2 separate regions of the Homo sapiens genome follow, and region 1 is linked to region 2. Evidence: read pairs that join two places in POLR2A ChIA-PET (ENCODE). Cell type or tissue: PC-9. All regions are shown on one strand.

Region 1 (8,000 bases), 89 kb before region 2:
CAAATACTTCCCACCAGCTGCCACCTCCAGCACCAGGGATTACAATTCAACATGAGATTTGGGTGCGACCAATATCCAAACTCTATCAGATGGTATATTTTATGTTGTGTGTTTTTATTTATTTATTTTTACCGTAACTTAAACAGCCTATATTGTATTAAAACAACTGATCGGTCAGGCGTGGTGGCTCACGTCTGTAATCCCAGCACTTTAGGAGGCTGAGGCAGGTGGATCATGAGGTCAGGAGATCGAGACCATCCTAGGCTAACACAGTGAAATCCCGGGGTCTCTACTAAGAATACAAAAAAATTAGCCAGATGTGGTGGCAGGCGCCTGTAGTCCCAGCTACTCGAGAGGCTGATGCAGGAGAATCACTTGAACCTGGGAGGTGGAGGTTAAACTGAGCTAAGATCGTGCCACTGCACTCCAGCCTGGGCGATAGAGCAAGACTCCATCAAACAAATAAACAAAAACCAAAAAACAAACAAACAAACAAACAAACCCATAAAAAACTGATCATTTCTGATTAAGATAAAAGTTTGATTATTTTTCCTACCTTATTGAAATAAAAACGTTCCATCAGTTAAGAAAAATGGGGACAAGTCTACCAGTCAGACAGGGCACAGAATCAAAGGGATGACACAGTGCCTGGGTTCCTCTGCGATCAATAAAGTGCATGATCACTGTTATCTTTCTCTCTTAATTTTTTTATGCTCTTTGATTCATAGTTCTTAGTTTTAATTTTCCTATTTTTAGCATCCAAAAAAATCTAGTCCTTAAAAGAGTACAGTGACTTCTGTTGTGGTGGTTGTTGTTATTGTCAAAGGGAAGAGCACGGTTATAGTGCATTGGTTCCTTCATGTGAAAGGCGGCACGCACAAGCATTCTCAGCCTTCTCAAAACAACACTGAAGGAAATAGGGGATTCCTGCTCCTAATAGCATACATTGAAATTCCCTGCCTGAGTGGCATTAAGTGAAGCCACATATAACCTTTCAGATGAGATGGAGCAAAGGCAGCTGAACAAGAGCATTTCAACAAACCATAAATCTTATCTTAATTGGAAATTTAAAGTACTCGAAGCAAGGGAAAAGTGACAGAAAAAGAAGTAAAACTAATATGATCAAGCTGAAAGCAACCCTGGTCACCAGCGAAGACACTTAACATTTTCAAGGGAAATGCTTCTGGATAATGTTTCCTGGAAACCAGATGGGAAGTTAGATTAGCTGTTTTCTCTCCAAAATAACTTGTGTTTTTGTCATTATAATGGAACATTTACAGAAAACCAACAATAGACTGGCTTTCTTGTAGGCATAAGCCTATGTGAAATGGTTCTTTCTTGTAGGCGTGGGCCTATGTGACAACGATAAAGTGATTACAGGATTAATCCAAGTCTTTGGTCACATTAAAGGTTAGGGATGGAAAGAAGGACAGGAAAAGACACAAGAGAAAAACATGACATATTGAAGGCAAGTGAGGAATAAAATTCACCTGAAAGTACAGTCATGAGATAGGAGGAGAAATGATAGCTAAAGCTGAGCATATTACCATCACACTTCATTAATATAACAACTTCTGGGATTCATGTGCTCCACAGAAGTGAATTTCCAGGTCACTGAGACTAACAAAACTGCTAGATTCATTTTCTATTTAACAATTTTTGCCGGATATGGCAAAAAATGCTCTTCCCACATTTCTCTAACATTCCCCCAAAAAAGATGATTAATCGATTTTCATCCTTAATTAGTCAAAGGAAACTTTACCAACATTTATTAAAATTATCGTGAGTTTACATTTCCTAAAGAGGATACTTTTGGGAGTGTAAGGGGCACATTTAGGGACTGTGCAGAAACTCAGGTGTGATTGGACTCTGTCCCAGAAGGTCAGGGTGTGGTCATTCTATAAGTCTCTGCTGATAGAAGTACTGCGTTCAATTTTGTTTTCCAGCATCTTTTACCCTTGAGAACCTGGGTAGTCATGTTGTTGGCATCGAACAGCCTTTATGTCCCAAGTTTCTTCTAGTTTATTGCTTCAAATATTGGGCATGCAAATGGGAAATCAGATGGCCAAGCTAGTTTCAACATAATATTACACAAGGGTCATGTCTCCGAGTCAGAGTAGAAAAACAGGAGAAATTACCCTATTACGTGAATAGTGTCAGATTTGAATCCAGGGGAAGGATTATATGTCTCTGCTTAAGCAGCAGTGTTAACCAAAGCTTACATTTCTCAAATCAAATGCAAAAATCAGGTGTCACTTAATCCATAAATTATGTTTTGTTTCACTAAGGTCAATTTTGTTCTTATGATTTAGTGTAAGGATAAAGAAAGCTGCTGTGGGTTCCTCTCCTGGGACATTTCAGTGGTCACAGGATGTGCACTAGTTGGCAGTAGCCCTTAGTCAGTGTTTGCACAGCATCACTATAGTCCGCCTCTGAATAAGTGGGGATGATAGCCATAGAGAGAATTTCCAGGACACGCACCACGATTACAAGGAGTCAGACACCCTTCTAAGCACATTACACACAACAGCACATGTCAATATGGATGCATGTGTGTATTCATATTTTTTTTTTTTTTTTTTTTTTTTTTTTTTTTGAGACGGAGTCTTGCTCTGTCGCCCAGGCTGGAGTGCAGTGGCGGGATCTCGGCTCACTGCAAGCTCCGCCTCCCGGGTTCACACCATTCTCCTGCCTCAGCCTCCCAAGTAGCTGGGACTACAGGCGCCCGCCACTACGCCCAGCTAATTTTTTGTATTTTTAGTAGAGACGGGGTTTCACCGTTTTAGCCGGGATGGTCTCGATCTCCTGACCTCGTGATCCGCCCGCCTCGGCCTCCCAAAGTGCTGGGATTACAGGCGTGAGCCACCGCGCCTGGCCGTGTATTCATATTTTACTTGAAATGCAGTTTTAAATCCCAGGTAATATTCATTAATCTTATTTAATATTATGAATAATTCTATAGTGAACACTCATCCCAGAACGGTGGGATTCGCTCAAGGCAACCGCCAATAGCTGTATCCCAGTGAAATCCCAGTCAGTTGGAAAGCCTGGAAGTAAAACACGCTGGAAGTAATGGGGAATCCCCTTTTCAAGGAGTCCCTGACCCTGTTGGGAGAGTCAGAACTCAAGCAGCCTGAGTAAATCCTGCTTCTGTCATCAACATTTCAGGACAGAGTTACAAAGATTTCAACCCCTTAAGATGTTTATCATCAATTATTCTTACTTTACTACCACTATCAGTGGGTTATTAAGACAGGCACTTAATCACTCGCATGATCATGGGCTAGACAAGTGTTGGCAAGAGCCAGCTGACTTTACACCTGCTTTTTAAAAGCAAGGTGGGGTGAATGAACTCTGCAGATGCTGTACTCATCTTTCCATTGCTTTGCATCATACAAAGGCATTCACTTTGTGTTTATACAAGATGTGGTTCTGCAACTTACCTTTCTTTTTTTTTTTTTAATAAAAATCTGACTTCAGTAATCCATGTCTAGGTTACCAAATATATAGAGAGACTAGTGATTTTGCCACTCAGTAAACAATTATATTTTAAGAAAATGGATTGTGTCCGGGTAAAATGTTTTTCTGAACCCAGAGCTAAAATATTTAGGGAAATAACACATCATACATGGTATTGTACAATGTTGAGCTACTGTTTTCTCCAGTAAATCCATCACAGCACCAGGAGGAATCAAATACAGCATGTTATTTTTGCACGGTAGAGCCAGGCAATTCTGGCAGCTAATCGGTCATCTAAAGTAAGTGACTACTTAATAAACACAATCTTTGCCCACTAGTAGCTTTCAGTTCAAACAGAAATTAAAGACAGATGGCTGTGTATGGGAATGTGCAACCTCTAAGATGATTGGATATACATCCTGCAGGTAAGCCACTGGATGGAGAAACAAGTTATTATTTACACTGAAGAGGGAAGCACTCATTTTGGGTTTTGCAATGAATGACTTTTCCCATTCCCAAGCATGAGTCATGTCATGTCATGTCGCTATGTGAAGTGGCCGGGGAGTTGCCATCCAAGCTGGCAGTGGGAAGCCATTCCCCGGGTGGAATACATGGACCTTCCTGAGTCTTTGAAGCAAGAGGGAGTGTGCTTTATAGTCATGGAAAGAGGAACATTCCAAGAGGCAAGTGTGGTGCTAGCAGGGGGAGAAATTGTGGGAGGAGTGGTAAGGATGGTAGGTGGAGCATGGTCAAGGAGGAGCAGGGCTCTTGAGGATGCTTTTGTCAGTTCAGTGGTGTTTCCGGGTCGTAATACCAACCTGTGATCTCATGTTCCAACATCAGCATTCCTATGTAAACTAAACTTAATAATAATTATTTTTTTGAGACAGAGTCTCTCTGTGTAACCCAGGCTGGAGTGCAATCTTGGCTCACTGTAACCTCCATCTCCAGGGTTCAAGCGATTCTTGTGCCTCAACTTCCCAAGTAGCTGGGATTACAGGTGCACACTACCATGCCCGGCTAATTTTGTATTTTCAGTAGAGATGGGGTTTCATCATGTTGGCCAGGCTGGTCTCAAAATCCTGACCTCATGTGATCTGCCCACCTTGACCTCCCAGAGTACTGGGATTACAGGCGTGAGCCACCACACGTGGCCCCTAAACTTAATTATTTTACATAGGTATACATCTTTTATTGATTTCAGAGAATAGGGTAAAAAAGCCATCATCTCTGAAAAAGAGCAAATAGAGCTAGAGAAAGGTGTGTGGAGAGAATGGGAAAAGAAAGGGAAAAACATGAACTGCTGAACAACAGGGTCAACACCCCAGATCTAGGAAAATAAGAATTTAAACCAGCAATACTTCATTCTTTCATTTTTCTATTCATGGTTTCAATAGCCATTCACTCACCTTAATAAACGTTATTGATTTCTTTTTCTATACAAGGTCACCTGGACAATTTCTGTTAAGACAAGAAGATTAATTAAAATCATTCTACAAGCTCATGTTTGATAGGCATTAAAAACAAAAAATATTAGGGAGTTATGAAGTAATATGGAGAAGGAACAAAGTATTTTGAAAGCAGCAGGCAGAATTCTTGATTTTTGCCTGTGAACTAGATGAAGGCTTTTCAGACATGGCACCGTCCTGGTTGTGGAAGGGTGAGGAGGAGTAGGCAGCTGTGGAGAAGGAGGCCGTGCAGGGTCGAACGTCCCAGTGCTCCTGACACACTGCAGGGCTTGGAATCTGGCCTCTGGTTCTTCCTAGTCCTGGGACTTGAGGGATTTACTTAATCTTTCTGTCTCAGGCTTTTCATCTGTGAGAACAGGAGGTGGTAATAGAAGGTACTCTGGAAGATTATTGTCTAAATTAAGAAAGACAATAAGTCAAGAAAATAGCAGAGTGTCCAATAAACAATCTGCAACATTGTCATTAAGAAGACATCCTAGGACACAGATCTTGGTTTGCACAAAGGCAAGCTCCTGAAAGGTCATGGTGGGTTTGAGAAACACTGGCACTTTGCAGAAGCCAGGGCTGAGCCAGGAGGACTAGGTGGTGACAGACATGAAAGTGGAGCTGAGACCTTCCAGCGTAGATGCAGTGGGAAGCCACTGGTTGAGCGAAAGCAGAAGGGGACGTGGCCATAGGTACCTGTTGTGAGGACACCCTGGGGCACGGACGATGGTGGGACTGGAATGTGAAGAACCCGCAGCAGAAGGCCAGCTCTCTAGGCCGAGATTCTATTGCAGCCCAGGGCTGGGATTATGAGAGTGGCAGGGGCGAGAAGAGGCAAGGTTATGGAGCCATGCCTGAATTAAAACCAAGAAAACTGGGTGACTTGAATGTGGGGTAATAGAAGAAAACTTTGATGAGGGTGACTCCAATGTTTCTTGCCTTTGTGACAGAGTAGCTCATAGCACCATTAACAGAAAACAGAATTTGGAAGAGAAAATAATGAAGGAGGAAGGAGAAGGTGCTTTTGGGGTTGGGAGTCAAGTTAATAAGCTTGTGTTGCCATCTGGACATCAAAAGAGAGACACCCAGGGGTCAGTTAGACATAGCATCTATGGACTGGAGTCATCACCACCCAGATGGTGGTTAAAGTAGGGGGTGTGTGCCAATGAATTCCCCAAGGACTAAATGCAGAGGAAGGCTCCTGGGGACACCAGAGTTGCACGGTCTTGCTTTAACCTACCAGAGCCAGCAACACTCTATCTGTCTCGTGGTGAGCTTTCTCATCTTCTCCTAGTGTTTGTGGCTTCTGACTTTGTAACTCTTTCCCTATCACCCTCCTCAGAGGGAGTATTCTGGCCCTTCCCTTTCCCCTGAGCACAGTGTGTATTTTCATCCTCACATACTGCTGTCAGATACTTGGGGAAACTGGATCACCTGGTCCAGCAGAGCCTGTAGGATCCTTAGGCCATTGGGTTAGAGGTGGAGTTGGCAAAGAGGAAGCTAAGATGCCTGAGAAGGAGAGATAGAAATATAAAGCAATAGTTGAAGATGAGGTGTCTTGGCAACCAAGGAAGAAGAATGCTTATAAGGACGAGTCAAAAACAGCTTCAGTGAAGACACATTTTCCTTCATCTAGATTCTCTGGGCTCTGACCTGAAGCTACAAATATTGTAATCTCTGTTTATTACACGGGATGAGAAAAAAGTAAAAGACTTTTACTTTCTTTTCTAGAAAGGTTAGTTTCAGAAACCAGTACTAATTTACCTCAATTTATCCTCTCAGTAGTGGGTTGCCTCATGATTTAGTTTTAGAGCTTGAGTTTCCTTGTGAGCAAGATCAGAGCAAGACATACCCCACTGGATTGAGTATTAAATAATATAATTTATAAATATTAATATAGAATCTCTAACACAATAAGCACATAAAACACAATTCGTTTCATGTTTTCTTCCCACTTTTTTCCTCATCCTCCAACTACTTTTAAGATATTTCTGGGTCTGAAGTTTTGACTATTCCCATAACATGGTCTGAAATACTCACTGCCTCTGAAACATACTGTGAAGGCCCCAGCATTGTCTGCTTGCCAGGCCTTTTCTGTGATGCTAGGAGGTTCACTGGGGTGGTTACAGCAGAGTTCGGGTCTCCTGGGTACATAAGTGCCCCTTTGACAAGAGGTTCTTTGTGATACATAGCACATGGAAATACTCTGTTATGGTGGTTTGCAAAGTGGTTTGTTGACTGAGAATCTTAGACTTCAAAATTCTCTTATTTTTATAATTGAGTTATAAAATAATAAAGAACTCTGTGAAAACTACCACTAAGTGGTGTTTAATACATATGACACTATTACACTCGGCATTACACTAAGCTCTTTACACAAGTGATTTCACCTAGTTTTTGCAACAAATTTATAAGTAATGTCACGCACATTTTATAAAGGGGAAACATAAGGATTTTAGAGTTTGTAAAGTAACGAGTTCAAGGTCACACGGCTAAAAAGTACCAGGGATTAGATGAAAGGCCAGGTCTTTCTCACTCCCACACTGATGTGGTTGTATCTCCCTGCTTGCCTCTGCTAAGGCAGGATTCTGGAGGCATCTCTTTACTATATAAAGAGCTTGAGAAACTGAATAGGTAGAACTTGACCCCCAGTTTATTTCCATCATTTAGTTCCAGTAGCCTCGTTCATGGGTGAACATGATGGTTTTATTATATAGTGGAGGCCATGCAGGCAGTTACTCTCTGGCTTCATTTCTGAATTGCTGCCTTTGATTCGCTGTTTCGTGAGAGCTCCTGAATTTCCTAGGATGTTGCTTTGCTTATGCTCTCTAGTTTCAGATCACTGGAAAAAGGACGCTTAGTATCCCCCAAATTCAATTTCATACTGACTTAGCCCGCAGAGTTTCTGTGAAACTTAAATGATCTTAAGCTGGTGAGGTGTCCTTTCAATTGCAAAACATCAGAGACATGGAAAAAAATTGGAGTATTCAATCAATAATTTGATTATTCAATAATTTCAATAGTTTTGATGGCTGAGTATGTCATATGTCAGCACTTTTCATGCTACCCAAAGTAAATCAATAAGGT
Region 2 (8,000 bases):
TGGGGCAAAATAGACATTCAACCCAACATTAAAATGATAACAGGTTGTGTATGACATTGTAATGGTGGACACATGTCATTATCCATTTGCTAAAACCTATAGGATGTCCAGCACCAAGAGTGAACCTTAATCTAAACTATGGATTCTGGGTGATAATGATGTGACAATGATTGTAACCAATGGGCTACTCTGGCGTGAGATATTGATTGTGGGGGAGGTTGCACACGTGGGGGCAGGGGACATATGAGAACTCTCTGTTATTTCTCCTGAAATTTTCTATAAACCTAAAACTGCTTTAAATATAAAGTCTATTTAAAAGAATAATAACTGGAAGTCTTGTAGATATTAAGCCATAGGGAGAAAAATAGAATCAGAAAGACAATTTAAGAGATTATAGTAATTGTCTAGGTGAGAAATAATGTTGTCTTTTATAAGATAGCAAGTATGAAGGTTTTAAGAAGTGTTAGATTCTGGACCTATTTTGAAAATAGAACTGATGGTATATATTTTTTAATAGGTTGAATGAATTGTATAAGAGAAAGTAAGGTGTTAAGAATGGCTTCAAGGTTGTTGGCCTGAGAGTCCTAAAGACTTGAGATGCCATTTATCAAGAGAGGAGAATTGAGGAGAAAATCAGTTTTAGAGAGGTAGATGGAGTTTGGTTTTGAGCAAAAGTTTGAGACATGGCACACTTGAGAAGCAAAGGAAATTCCTGCAAGGTCACCCAGGTTTGTAAATAGCAAAGCTAAGACTAGGACCAGATAATATAAACAGAGAAACCGACTCTTACTGAAAGGTTGATTATGCCTTAGCCACCTTTCAGCAGCACTGAGTTTAAGTTTTTATGTATAAACACAATAAATGCTCAGTGGCTTCACGAGACCAAGTATTGTATGTTGGTCTCATTGACTGATCATTCCTTAATACCTAACATAGAGTCTGTCATGTATTCACAAAAACAAAAATATATTTAAAAAATTTTTTAATTCATAGATTTTTTAAAAAACCTGAAATAGAAATCTGTCAGACGTGCAAAGGTTGAGCAAGGTGTTAAGAACAGATATGGTACATTTTATTTTATATTGGAGAATTTAGACAAGTAACTAATGGCCTTTTTGTGTGATTCATTCAGAAATCTGAGAATACACTTCTTATTCAAGATAATTAAAACTTTAGTCAAGAACAACACAAAGCAAATTGTACATTTTTTGTCAATAAGTTAAAATTCTGGGTGAGTTATGAAGGATTAATAATTTGTTAGAGAAAAAAGCAACAAGTTTATAAAAGAAGAAAAATGTCTTAAGAAATAAGTCCATTCAGGAAACTATACAATAAATACTGAAACTGAGAAAATTTTTTTCCAACGAAGATAAATTTTTTTTCCAACAATGATAACAAAAAATTACTCTTTTTTTTTAAATGAATACGGCAAATACAACTAGATAAACTGACAATGTACTAGGAAAGACATAAAATGCCAATCAATGAACTCAAAATAATAATTGTCTAATGCCCTACCTGCTGGTGCTGGGCAGGTTGGCCTAGCTGGAAGGGGTTTCCCAGGGGTTTCCCATAAACTCCAGCTATGTAGCATGTGACACCCTAAATGGATTTTGCAGCTAACATACCACAGTCTGGCAAAAGTGGTTTAAGTCTCTCTGGACAGGCATAACTTCCCAAGACTCAAGTGCTGGATCATGAGCCATGAGGTTGATATCCAGAAAAATAACTGCAAGAAACCATTCAGCTGGACATGGGAAGAGGACTCTAGCAAAGATCATTCTCCACACCTAGGCTTCTACAACACGGCATTGTGTTGTGTAAAGGGGCCAGATTCAATTCATGGCACAGAGGAGAAATAGGCGTAATTCACAAACAGAATGTAATTGACCAATCATTATGAAAAAATGCTTAATGGCACTAATAACAAAAGGAAAACAAACTAGAATCTGATTCGTCATTCATTCATTCATTCCACACATGATTTTTGAATATCTTTTATGTGCACATATTGGGAATACAGCATTGAACAAAAGCGACAGATACCTCTACCATGGCAAAGCCCATGTTATTATAGGAGACAATAAAAATTACACAAATAAATAATATATTATTTGATGTTAGTATGAAATACAACAGAGGAAAAGGAAACAGGGCAGGTGTGTGGGGAAGGGCCGTTACACCTGTGGATGGCAGGTGTAGCAGTTCTAAGTAGGATGAAAGGAGAAGGCTTCCAGGAGAAAATGACATATGTTCAAAGACCTGAAATAGTGTTTTGTTGTATAATGTTGGTGAAACATACAATGGACTTGGAGCTTAGAATCTGACTGTGTTGGGGTGTACAACTCACTGCATACTGTGTTATAATTTCCTCATTTGCACATCAGGGGTAACCCCTTCAGTTGTTGAGAATTTAAGTAAGATTTCAATATTGTGTCACAGGCAGCAAGCAAGAAAGCTTAGTTTTCCTTTTTGTTAGAAAACCATTGCAGATTTTTTTGAAGGATAATGTTTAGTGCTAATAAGCACAGAGCAATATCTTGGTAAAGATAGGGCACAATTAATACAATTAAGGGAAAAATTGTGCTAGTTAGGATGTTTTCAGATCCATGCAACTGAAATTCCAACTAAACAGTAAAGAACTTTATAAATCTATGACAGGAAACCTGGAGTTAGGGTGGCCATCAGGGCTGGTTTATGTGGAGGCCAAGGTGCACCAAGGCCTGGGGTTCTCTCAGTTGCTTCTCTTGTCTGTCCTTACTGTTGCTCTTTCTGAAGACCTGGAGCAGAAGGGTGACTTGTATCCAGGAAAGACACTATTTAGGGCTATGCTCGTCAATACAATGGCCACTAGCTACAAGGCTATTTACATGCAAATTAACCAAAACTAAATAAAATTCAAAGTTCAATCTATATATTGTTTATAGAATGATAAAATTGTAATTTGTCTTATTTTTATTTTCTGCTTTTTTCTGATTTAAACTGTATTCTCTGAGAAATAACCATTAAAAAATACATACCCACACAACACACACAATACCCACAGACATCATTAAAATAATGTATTCTCAACTAATATAATACGGAAGGATTCTTCTTAATTAATATGTGAAGAAAGAATATTACATGTTGAATATTACTACAACAGAGAAAAATATAGTCACAGAATAAGATTGGAAAGAAATTTTAGATATTTTAACAGTGACACTTGGTTAGCAGTAAAATTATTAGTGATAATTCTTCCTACCTTTCCTCATTTTATTAAATGTATATTATTTCTATGCTAGAACTTTTTAAAAAGTATTTAAGAAGGAAAAAGTGTGTATTTTAGGAATACTGCCTTTTACAATTCTAGGCTCACATTCAACTGTTTCACAATTAGCCTTGTCAATTCTTCTGGCATAAAAAATTACAAACAAGGCCCTTATTTCCTTCAATATTGAACCTACAATGTCAATTTTTTTTTGTTTCTTGCATATTATAATGGTAGACTATTTGATAACTAAAGGCTTAATATCTTACAAAACTTACCCTTTTTGAATAGATTTGTGTTTTAGCAAGGAACGAAGTTACATATAAATTTGAGGTTTTGAAAGTGAGCTTCGTAGAAGCCTAGGGCTTGCTGGAAGGTCCCTGTGGGTCCTTAGAAGGGGATCAGTCAGGCCAGCTGGAGAGGGGAGGAAAGGACTTTGAGCCTCCAACCACCCACTTTCCCCTGAGCAGCTGGACTTTCCTCTGCTATCTTCTACATTTGATTGCTATGTAATTTTCTATTTAGGAAAAAGCTGTATCTCAATTATGTAGAAAGTCAGTGTTTTAAATGATAGAATGACTCTCCAGTGATCAGATTTCTATCTTGCAGAATAACTGCTGAGAGGAAGTTTGAGGGAGTGCTGTGGTTCTCTACATCTGGACTGGTATGCAGCCTGCTTCTCTGTTTGTTTGTGTACAAGCTAGACCTCCTCCTCTAGTTACTGAGTGCACTAGCGACTGTCACAAGGCAGTCTCCCTTCTGGCAGTCTGCCACCTACCTCCCAGAAGCAGGTGTAGACCATTTCCTCACATTTTGAGCTTTCCTCTATATGCACAGCTCTAAGAAACTGAAAAAATGGAAGCCTGTTGGCAGAGCTTCAAATGTGAGGAAATGGTCTACACCTGCTTCTGGGCTCTTTTTTAATGAACACATGCAGTGTTCAGCATCACAAGCATTGAGGGCTGCACAAAAAAAAGACTAAGGTGGCCGGGAGCAGTGGCTCATGCCTGTAATCCCAATGGTTTGGGAGGCCTAGGTGGGTGGATCACTTGAGGTCAGGAGTTTGAGACCAGCCTGGCCAACATAGGGAAAACCCATCTCTACTAAAAATATAAAAATTAGCCGGGCATGGTGGCACACACCTGTAATACCAGCTATTTGGGAGGCTTAGACAAGAGAATCACTTGAACCTGAGAGGTGGAGGTTACAGTGAGTGGAGATCACACCACTGCACTCCAGCCTGGGTGACAGAGTGAGACTCTGCCTCAAAAAACAGAACAAACAAACAAACAAAAAGACTAAAGCATGCCTCTCACAATGACATCACTTACATTTTATTCAGAGTAAAGGTGAAGAGTGTAGGCAGCATAAACTAAAGGGCTAGTGTATATTAGTTAAGATGTTTTAAATAAATGAAACAGAAATTCAAACCTAACTAATAAGGAATGTTTTATAAATACTTAACAAGGTTAGAGTAATCATCTGGGCTGGTTTGTTTAGAGGTTCAATAATGTACCAAGGATGTGGGATTTTTCCACTGCTCCTTGTGCAATCCTTGTTATTCGTTTCATCTGCCTGCTTGTAACACAACAATGACCTTTATCCAAGCATGATGCCATCTAGAAATATGCTTTTCAGACTCATCATCACTAGCCATACCTGGCTATTTACATTAAATTCATCAAAATTAATAAAACCAAAGTTCAGTTATCCAGTGGAATTAGTCACATTTTAAAGCTAAACAACCACATGTAGCTAGTGGCCATCATATTGGATTGCACAGATATAGACGATTTACATATTTTCAAGGAGCTGTATTGGACAGCACTGGATTTTGGCAAAAAAGGAAAAGCATGTTCCTGTGCTTCTTTCTTAAGAACCAGGACATTTCTCAGAAGCTTCTGAGAAGACCTATCTTTATGGTTCTTTTACCATTAATTTTCATCTCCATTCTGGAGCAAAACCTTGACAAGACAAGGGGATTATAGCAGGACCCATTAACTTACCGCAGACATAGGGGTAGAGCTGATATCCCCCTAGTTACATAGCTGCAATGGTGTGGCTGTGTTTCAACAACACTTTATTTATATAACCAGGCAGTGGGCCAGATTTGACCCTCTACGCATAGTTCATGGACCCCTGTTTTAATTCACAAGTCTAAAATCAGTAGTGAGAGTCATTTGGTTTATATTTTAAAGATCAATAAAAATTTTCTTCTTATGCTCCCATCTTGTTATGCATATTCAATCAGAATTCTAGGCTATGGTTTTCAATTTTAAAAGCCGGGTATATCTGAAACTCAAAGCATAAACATTTGTTAAATCATTCATGGTGTCTGGAAAGGGTATTCTGAAAGCTAATTCCTAATGATGAAAACAATAGTATATATAAGCATGATTTGAAAAGATAAACACAGAATATAAGTTATTTTAACCACTATACTTCTAAATAACTAATATCAAGAAATTGCTATCCTTTAAAGAAATATTGGCAGTGTGCTACAATGCCACCTATTAATAATATTTATATATCAACATTTTATATTATAGTTCCTATTTGTGAGTACCTAGACCAATGCTGACTTCTGAGATGGGTCAACCAATTCCTGACTATACCCACACTCATGCGTAGGTGTGTCCATGATTTTACCACATCCAAGAACTTCAGAGCTGGCCAATATCCCAAAATCCCTAAGAGAAATCAAGATCGTCTTATAGAAAAACAAGCGCTCTCCACATGTTCAGCTTCTCTAGCTCTTTTTTTTTTTGGTTTATTTTTATAGGAATGTGTATTTGTGGAGGAACTTCACAGGTATGAGGCAAGCAAAAGCTTTCATTCATTTAGGGAGAGTGATGGAAGAACTATGCAGAGAGGCAGCCACGCAGTGGCAGGAGGTGGGAAGAGGGTGCATTCAGACATTCTCTGCAAATTTTGCAGCCAAAAGAACTATTTCTTTTTTTAGAATCTTCTAAATATACAAGTAAAAAAGAATTGTGAAGCATGTATGCATCACATAACATTGCAAATCATGACATAATATAATATAATGTAGTCATCTTTTTTGTGGAGCAGAATGTGTATGCCATGTTGCTTTCCCAGAATATTTATAGATTTCCTGAGAGTGACTAATTGTTCTCCAAAATTATATTTTTAGTTGCCTTTGCTGTATCCACAGCTCTAAGAAACTGAAAAAATGGAAGCCTTTTGGCACAAGTATCAATGAACTCCCATCTGCTGTTAGTGGTTTCATTACAAAAACGTGTGTATCTCTAGAAGAATTTTTTTAGAAAGAAGCCATTTCAGCTCCATGTCAATCGATAGCTTTACAAGTAACCCATCATAGTTGATTTTATATGAGCTTAGCCCTTTCAGGAAAAAGAAATCATTCCATGAAGCAATCTTACAAAAACTGTGCTAGGATATTATATGTATGAGAAGACTCCAAGAACACAAACCCATGAACTGAAGCTAATGAATTATCTATGGATTTCAGTTCAGATTTCCCAGGTTTACTTGAGAAGATGAATATATTCAGACAAATAAATGCCATTACTATTTTTTTGTCTGCTAGCAAATGGCATTATCAACAGATTTGCCTTTATAAGATGTACACATTGCTTTACCTAGGGTAGTTGAGAAAATATTAATCGTCAGAAATACTGTAAATTCCAGTCATGTATTTATGAAATATATTGATATTGTCAGTCTCTATTTATTATAGTGTGCTACAAAGTCTAGACAAAGTAATCACACATTCTTTGTAAAGGCATGGATTGCAAAAATCACTGAATTTGCTGTAATGCTAATCCCTGGGTCTCATGCATTAATTTTTTATAGTTGATTTTACATTCCTATGAAGAAAAAATAATTAACAACACTTTTCCACCCTTCTAATTTAACTAGAATCTTGCATTTAGAATAACAAGTAATGTTTAATTTGACCATTGAGCTATGTCTTCATTTGCCCATTTCTCAATTCCAATTTAAAATGCAAATATTAAAAATTTCAAATATTTCCTCTCTAAGAACATCTCATAGTGATGCAGCTTGTGTCACTATAAAAACATCAATTTCCAAATTCTCATTCATTGCAGTTCCTCATCTAGTTGCTGAATAAAAACAGTATCTCTAACCCTGAAGTTTTATTGTCCATTAGCTTAAATTCAACCTGATTTTTAAAAATGTAAAAGCCATTACTAAAAATACTAAATGTAAAGAAAAACAGAGCTAACACGTGACAAATCTAAGTGGGCTGACTGACATAGAATGAGGAATCTATTAAATCTTCAAAGATCTAGTTTTCTGCAGCCCCCAACCTCCTTTGCTCTAGGCAATTCCAAATATCTAGCATTAATCATGCATTAGTTCCTCTTGCCCCAGCTTCCTCTCCCATACTTCCTAAAATGCAGCGTAACATTTATTGCCATCCCTGGAACTGATTCGGTGCACACTACCACTCAACAGAAGAGTTTATATTTAAATTATGGACTCTCCAATAGTTTAAACATGTTTATTTTCCTCTTGCCTTGCTCTTGGTCTTGTCCACAGGAAATTTATTTTTGCCTGACAGCCATCCATTTATAAAAAGTTGCTTTGTACAAACTTCTTTATCTTCTTTGCTGATGGTCTCATTTTCTTTGCGGTCTATTTGTCTGTACTGATATTTTTCTGTGTGATAAGAAGGTTATCTACCAAATGGCAGTAGACTTATTGCCAGTAGTGGCAGCTGTTCAATTTTAGATGATCT

What was found. Peaks named below come from ENCODE experiments on the same cell type or tissue, not always from the same donor. Only the 100,000 strongest peaks of a DNase experiment are listed, where the experiment ranks them.
Region 1: POLR2A ChIA-PET joins it to region 2 with 14 read pairs; 1 of 35 experiments calls an interaction of 5 or more read pairs at or near these places.

Annotation. Positions count from the first base shown.
Region 1 is chr13:105,820,580-105,828,579 of GRCh38, reverse strand. No RefSeq gene overlaps it. Among named protein-coding and RNA genes, the nearest start is that of LINC00343, 120 kb to the right of the region's middle. In PC-9, no CTCF peak of the experiment used is centred here; a DNase peak (open chromatin) is centred at 3,369; H3K27ac peaks cover 1,196 bases.
Region 2 is chr13:105,731,465-105,739,464 of GRCh38, reverse strand. All of the region lies in intron 3 of LINC00343 (long intergenic non-protein coding RNA 343), which reads right to left. Among named protein-coding and RNA genes, the nearest start is that of LINC00343, 29 kb to the right of the region's middle. In PC-9, no CTCF peak of the experiment used is centred here; no DNase peak of the experiment used is centred here; H3K27ac peaks cover 766 bases.